Linked DNA regions of Mus musculus: all the other regions are linked to region 1. Evidence: chromatin loops called from intact Hi-C (ENCODE). Cell type or tissue: left cerebral cortex. All regions are shown on one strand.

Region 1 (2,500 bases):
GGAGATGGAGTTTGGTATTCTGTTTTTTTGGTTTGTTTGGTTTTTTGGTTTTAATTCTTCACCTGAATTCAGTTAGCATCTATAAATGTAGGCGCCTCACCAGCAGCCAGCCTGAATCATGTGACTGAGCTCTTGCTTTCTCGTGGGATGGAAGTGTCCAGCAGAGTTAGTTGAAGATATAAAGGTTTGGTAGCTGAGACCAAGAGGAGAGAGAAATGTCTACAGTTCCCAAGAAAGACAGACATAGTCTGTGTCAATAGGCTAGACAAACACCATCAAAGGGAAGAGTCAAGGATGTGTGATGGCTGAGGAGGTGGACGGGTAAACTGAAAGCTATCAGGAAGCTGTGTTTGGACTGAGACTGCCGAGAGATATACTTAAGGAACAGAGTTTAGGGCTCTCTCTAGATGGCTGGAGGACCTCATTCTAAGAGCAGAAAGGGGGCTGGAGAGATGGCTCCAGGTCTAAGAGCCCATATTGCTCTTATCAAAAACCTGAGTTTGGTTCCCAGTTCACAAACACCCGAGGACACTTGGGGACCTGTACCGGTTTGTTTATTTTTGTCAACTTGACCCAAGTTGGGGGTCATTTGAAGAGGAAACCTCAATTGAGACATTCTCTCCATAAGACTGGTCTGTGGGCAAGCCTGAAGGGGCATTTTCTTGATTAATGATTGCCCATGGGGTGGAGGTTGGGCACTCACTGTGGGTGGTCCTATCTCTGGGCACATGTTGCTGATCGGTGTAAGAAAGGCAGCTGAAGGTGAACCCACGAGCAAGCCAGTAAGCTGTCTGCAGCTCCTGCCCTGACGGACTGTCTGCAGCTCTGTCTGCAGCTCCTGCCCTGACGGACTGTCTGCAGCTCCTGCCCTGACTGGCTGTAAGTTGCAAGATGAAGTAAACCCTTTCCAGTCCAAATTGCTTCTGGTTGTGTTTATTACAGCAGTAGAAAGCAAACTATAAACAGGATCCAATACCTTTTGCTGGGCTCTGCTGTCACCAGTGCCCACACACCCTTGCACGTGGGCATGCACACGTGCACACACACACACACACACACACACTCCTGTCACACACACACAATACTCACAGAATTCAAAATAATAAAAATAAATCTTTAAAAGAAATCCCAACCACATCTGCTGCCCTAAGATTCTTTGTTTGTGCTAGAGGAAGTTTGGGGGAATTTTTGTGTTATTTAAACAATACATTTGCCGTGGGCATTTAGCCTATAAATCCATGCACAGTTATCCATGCTCAGGCAAAGAACACACAAGCATTAAGTCTCAACCACGCTGATAGTGTGGATCTTTCCAGAAAAACCTCCATAGGAGAAAAAACTTCTGATGCCTTTCTATTTAATACAAATCTCAAGCTTGCTTGATACCAATAACTATCCATTCAAATTGAAACGCACCCAGGCTTTGTGCGTGTCACCCAGCTCAGACAGCACATCTCACCCACCAGTAGTCGCCAACAGCATACAAAACAAATGGTGTTGTCTTAGTGCCAAGCCGATTTAGCAGTTGATCACTACTGCCATCTATAGGTAACATGTAGCATGACACCTCGGCATCGATTGTGGGCAAGATACAGCTGCTGCGCTGGAGGAAATTACCAGGGTAATTTTTTAAGTTTTTGTGTATTTGTTTATGTCCTTGTGCCATGCATGGTTCTCGTGTGAAGGTGAGGGGACAAATTGTGGGAGTCAGTGGTTCCCTTCCACAACGTGGGTCCTGGGAATCTGGCCATCCGGCTTTATGGCAAGGAAGGTAAAGAACTGGGTTAATGGAGGCTAGGAACTAGGAGTAGGAGCTGCGCTGGTTACTAGCTACAAAGTTTCCGTTTTTTCAAGAGGAAAAGAGTCCTGGGGATATATGATGGTGTTTATAAACAGTGAGTGTTCAATCCTTTTATTTATTTGTTTGTTTGCTTGATTGTTTGTTTTTCGAGACAGAGTTTCTCTGTGTAGCCCTGGCTGTCCTGGAACTCTGTAGTCCAGGCTGGCCTCGAACTCAGAAATCCGCCTGCCTCTGCCTCCCAAGTGCTGGGATTAAAGGTGTGCGCCACCACTGCTCGGCCAGTTTAAAATGGAAAGTGTTTTGCATATGCTATGGCAAAGAAAGATCACCGTCACAGCAGCTTGGAGTACAGATAGCACAAGACTGGTCACAAACACACAAAAGCTTATATTCATCATCGTATTTCTATCTTTAAAATTCCGAGGCCCGAGGGGTGGTTCGCTGGGACAAGGTGCATTTGCTGCCAATAGGGAAGACCCCGTGTTCAAGCCCCAGGATCCTCGGGTGGAGAGGTAGAACTGACTCTCACAAGCTGTCTTTGGGCTCGGGAGAGAAGCTCGGGGGAGGCAGAATCCTGTCTGTACGTGGAAATTTACTCTGCTGTGACCTCTCCATCAGAGGAGCCACAAAGGATAGCTGGGCTAAGATGTTGCACATTGTCTAAAAGGGACAGGAACAACAGCCGAGACAACTCCTCTG
Region 2 (2,500 bases), 600 kb after region 1:
TCAACTGCTCCCTCCTAATTTTCTCACTACCTCCTCTTTCTGTGAGCTTTAATACTTGGCCAGGACTCAGTTCTTTAGCATCTCCTTCGCTCTGTCTATGCTTTCTTGGTGGTTTTGTTAGCCCTGTTACTAATTAATATTTCAAATGCAGTGGCTTGAATGGTACCCATTTGAGCTCTCAGAGCTATAGGTTTCAAATAGGAGTTATGGTGCGGTTGTGCCCTCTGCTTAGTCTCAAAAGTTGAAGTCAAGGGTTGAGCTCGGCTGACCTTTCATGTGACCTTTGGAGTGTGCTTTGGAATGCCTTTGGGAGTTAGCTGAATTCAGTCCCCTGAGGTTAGAGGATAGGGTGCTGCCTTGTCACGCAGGATGTCAGCCCGGAGCTGCTCCCAGCGCTTGAGGCCTACCTCTTCCTGCTTCATGGGCCTACCCTCCAAGGCAACAATAGCAAAAGTTGCAGGCTTCCCGGACTTCCTCATTCCTGCCTCTCTCAGGCCTTTCCTCTTCCATCTCTCTGACTGAGCCAAAGAAAACCCTCTGCCCTCAAAGGCTCTCATATATTTATCAGATCCCTCCTGGCCATCTAGGACACTCCCTCTCTTCAGAAGTCAGGACCTTAGCCATACGCGCAAAGCCTTGTTTGTCATGGAACACAACAGTCACACACCTAGCTATCAGAGTATGGGCATGTTAGGGAGACGCCTCTGTTTGCCACAGGCTACCAAGTTGCTCTCCCTATTTACACACTCGAATTTTTCCAGCCATGGCTTCTTATCTTATAGTAGAGCCACCGGCATCCTCATAAGGTCTGATCTGCTTTACATAATCCTCATTGTCCAAGCCTTCTGCGACACTCTAACATCCTTGCTGCTGCCCAAACACATGCGCATTGTATTCTGATCCCTGTTCTTCCTTAACACTGAGTCCACATCCCTCCCCTCTGTCTGACTCATCCCCTCGCAGCTGATCTGTGTTTCTACCTTCACACCAAGACTCCCTGGCCATTTGTCGAAAAACAGCATCTTGAAGCAGGATTTGTAGCCCTTGCACCTAATCTCAGAGCTTGGGAGACAGAGGTAGAAGGATCTCTGGCGGTTCAAGGTTGGCATGATGTACATGGCTAGTTCAAACATAGCTAGAGCTACATAATAACGAGACCCTGTCTCAAGAAAGAAAAATTACATCTTGAGGCTGGAGGGATGACTCAGAAGTTAAGAGCACTGGGTGTTCTTCCAAAGGACCTGAGTTTGGTTTCCACAACCCAAATGGTGGCTAACAAATGTCAGTAACTGTAGTTCCAGGGGATCTGTCTCCCTCTTCTGGGCTCTTCTGACATTGCACATACATACATGCACACAGACATACCTGCAGGCAAAATACCATAAAATAAAAAATTAAATAAACCTTAATAAAATTAAGAAAGAAAATTATATCTCCCAGATTCCCAGGTCTCCCTATCTGTCTTCCACACTTTATTTCTCTTCATAGAATTTTTCATTTTCAAATGTAATATAATATGTTATAACATAATAATATAATATAATACAATATAAATATTTTCTGTTATACTCACTAAAACAAGCACCACAAAGAGGGCATCTCCAGTCATTTGTTTACTGCTGTATCTCCAATGCTTGCAGCATGGCTGGCACACAGAAACTGCCCACTACGTTTCTATTAAAGGGCTGAATACATGCGTATTAAATAAGAAGCAAAGACGAAACCTGGGGTTTCAGGTAGGTCAGGACTGGCCCTTAAATCTTGTGCACAAAACTGTGAACTTCAAAGAGACCAGGCAAGAACTCCAGCATGTACTTGGCAGAGCTCTTAGTCTCAGGATTTGCTGGGTAGTGTCAGTGTGAATGGCTACATTGTGCACACACATCATTCCATCTGACTCATACAACTTCTGAATTCTTTGTGATTTCATTCTTCTTATTTATGCCTTTTTATAGGATGTTGTGTAATAGTTTCCCCTGAGATTAAAACACTTCATCCTGCAGAGAAGCTCTTTAAGTAGGAAGGTAACCAACTCAGAACAGCTTCAGGAAGTTCCTGAAACTGACCAGAAGATCCTCTAGGCCCCTCCTTCCCAGAGTAAGCAATAAAGCTGCCCAGAGCTCTCCTCAGAAGAGCCTAGCTACAAAGAACACTGGCTGACAAGACAACTTGCAAAAAAAAGGACTCTGAGATCAGACTGGCTGCCTGGAAGAAGCTGGAGCTAGCTAAACTGTCTGAAAGAAGTTTAGATCCGAGACATCAGGAAAGTACACCCTCTAACCTGTGAGCTGCCTGTAGGCTGTGCAGCAAGCTCTAGACTCCCATATTTTGTGATTTGTCACTCATGCTGGGGTGGGTCTTGGTGATGCAGCTCTCTGTGTTATTTCTGCTTCTGTACAGAATCCTCATGTACTGGCTGGTTTTGTGTGTCAACTTGACGCAAGCTGGAGTTATCACAGAAAGGAGCCTCCCTTGAGGAAATGCCTCCATGAGATCCAAC
Region 3 (2,500 bases), 53 kb after region 1:
AAAAATGATTACATTTATTAATTGAAAGAGGAGTGTGTGTGTGTGTGATGTGTGTGTGTGTGTGAGATGTGTGTGTGCTGTGTGTGTGTGCTGTGTGTGTGTGAAATGTGTGTGTGAGATGTGTGTGTGTGAAATGTGTGTGTGAGATGTGTGTGTGATGTGTGTGTGTGATGTGTGTGAATGTGTATGTGTGTGTGATGTGTGTGTGACTGTATATGTGTGTGTGATGTGTGTGTGTGATGTGTGTGTATGTGTGTGCGTGTATGTGTGTGTGTGATATGTGTGTGAGTGTATATGTGAGTGTGTGTGTGTTTGTGTGTGTGTGTGTGTCAGTGGATAGCTTGTAGGAGTTGATTCTTCCCTTCCACGATGTGTGTCCCTGGAATTGACTCTCACTGTCAGGCTTGGTGGCAAGTGCCTTCACTCATGCCGCCATCTCGCTGGCCCCAACACTCTTTATTCTAGTTATCCCAACATGGCTTACGGAAGATTCACTTGCTTATTAACTCTGCTGAGCACACCCTCTTAGTTTCACTTGTGTTTATTTAACTTGGTTACGGGAAAACCAAGCACCTTACGGTCATTCCAGAATCACCCAGATAAGACACCTTATCTGTGACTGCACAGGAACCACGGATCACTGGCGGATTTATTAATACGGGTTAGCAAATGTGTAGCAGGCGTTGGGTGTGACTTTCACACTCACTCATTCAGGGGAAGGCAACTTTTAAACGCTGTGCATTTACGGAACGTGGTGCTGTCACGGTACACCGTGCATGATTGCACATCTATACCTTATTATTCAATGTCGGAATACGTCACGTTTAGCCATCCATTCCCCCCTCTTACGACCGACCGTAAGTCAGGCCTCTTGTAGCCTTTCCTAGGTGTGTGGGTGAGGAGAGCTAAGAACCCCAATCACCTTGAACACGCGCTAGGGATCCACACATCCTGCCCACTCTTGCAGTTGCATATCGTGACCAGTAGGTGGCGGCCACACACCAATAAGACACTGTGGCCACCGACTCAGCTCAGAAGGCTCAGAAGGGAGGTGACCTGAAACTAGAACTCTTCTTAAGAATGATTGGCCGTGGAAGTAAATGGAAGCAGAAGACCAGAGCTGAGGCTAAGACGGCTGATTACTTACTTCCGATATCCGGTCTTCCAATCCTCTATCTTCCCAGGACCAGAGAGTTTAGCTTTAATTTCCTTACTGAGAAAGACAGCCGTGAGTCACTTGGTGAGAAGTTAGTGGAAGGATGTTACTGAGCATCAAGTACAGCACCATGCAACTACTAAGTACACAGTACTCTGGAGGAACTGGAACACCATAGAAACTTAATATCTTGTCGTTGAGAAGTAGTCACAAATTGAGCGCTCTACACCTGGAGGATATTATTTTCGCCCCGGTTTCTCTAATCCTTGTTGTTGGGGGAGGTGTTTGTGCACTGTGTAGTCACATGCTGATTTCTGGCTGCAGCCTGGCCCTGGGTGTTGTCATTATTTTTGTTTGTTTGTTTGTTTGTTTGTTTTTCCAGACAGGGTTTCTCTGTATAGCCCTGGCTGTCCTGGAACTCACTTTGTAGACCAGGCTGGCCTTGAACTCAGAAATCCACCTGCCTCTGCCTCCTGAGTGCTGGGATTAAAGGCGTGTGCTACCATGCCCGGCTCCGGTGTTGTTATTATTATGAAGCTTTTCATGACATTTCGTGATTTTGTAAAACACGGTTGTCCACCATCTTCTGACTGGTCAGTAAAGAGCTGGTCAGCTTATGTCTGGGCTGGAGAGGATAAGAGAGCCTTCTGTGCCCAGAGAGAGAAGGCAGAGGGTATCAGATGGGGGAAGAGATGCCAAGAGGGCAGGACTGAGGAAAGCCAGAGGGAGACCAAGATGGCAGGAATGCCCTGTGGCTGGAAAATAGTCCAGACCAGCACAGTCCAGTTAGAATATCAGAATCTGCCCAGCTCAGTGCCTGAAGTTTTCAATAAATATACCAGGTCTCTGTGTCATTATTCAAAGCAAGGGCAGGCATAGAAAAGCTCACCCTTTTACATTTGGCACCCAATTAATTCCTGCCGCACAGAAAAGCCCCTTACACTTACACCATGTTTTGTAGAAGGGCATCTGACACTTCACCGATGGTCTAATAGACTTACATGGAGCCCTTTCACGGAACCCTCCAGTTCTCTACACTCTGGGTCAGTCCTTCCAAGGTTGGGAGTATCCAAGGCAAAAGTGATGCCAGTGGGGTTATATCCTAAAGACAGGGGTTTCCCCACGGTCCGGAGCCAGTGTGCCTCCCAGCAGTGCTTCATCAAAGAGAAGAGAATGGTGCTCAAGAGCAGCCATCCCACTTGCCCTGGTGCTGCAGCGGGTTATCAGTCTAATAACAGATTGATCACGAAGAAGAGGGAAGCCACAGAGAAAACACCCTGGACACTGCACTTCCTCCCTTATAAATATCCATAAACAAACAGAAGCAGCGGGCTTCACAGCAAA

The links. Hi-C counts contacts between places; a loop is a spot of excess contacts. Peaks named below come from ENCODE experiments on the same cell type or tissue, not always from the same donor. Only the 100,000 strongest peaks of a DNase experiment are listed, where the experiment ranks them.
Region 2: a loop joins it to region 1, with 2.1 times the contacts of the local background. A loop is called at or near these places in 13 of 42 quality-filtered maps.
Region 3: a loop joins it to region 1, with 2.2 times the contacts of the local background. A loop is called at or near these places in 14 of 42 quality-filtered maps.

The regions. Positions count from the first base shown.
Region 1 is chr14:118,819,321-118,821,820 of GRCm38, reverse strand. Gm32382 (a long non-coding RNA gene) reads left to right here and starts at 1,576. Exons shown (of 3, transcript XR_383773.4): 1 at 1,576-1,621. It also overlaps a transcript of Cldn10 not described here. In left cerebral cortex, a CTCF peak has its summit at 1,542 (motif pointing left); a DNase peak (open chromatin) is centred at 1,521.
Region 2 is chr14:118,219,891-118,222,390 of GRCm38, reverse strand. No RefSeq gene overlaps it. Among named protein-coding and RNA genes, the nearest start is that of Gm32045, 5.2 kb to the left of the region's middle. In left cerebral cortex, a CTCF peak has its summit at 1,317 (motif pointing left); no DNase peak of the experiment used is centred here.
Region 3 is chr14:118,766,713-118,769,212 of GRCm38, reverse strand. No RefSeq gene overlaps it. Among named protein-coding and RNA genes, the nearest start is that of Gm22379, 7.2 kb to the left of the region's middle. In left cerebral cortex, a CTCF peak has its summit at 975 (motif pointing right); a DNase peak (open chromatin) is centred at 988.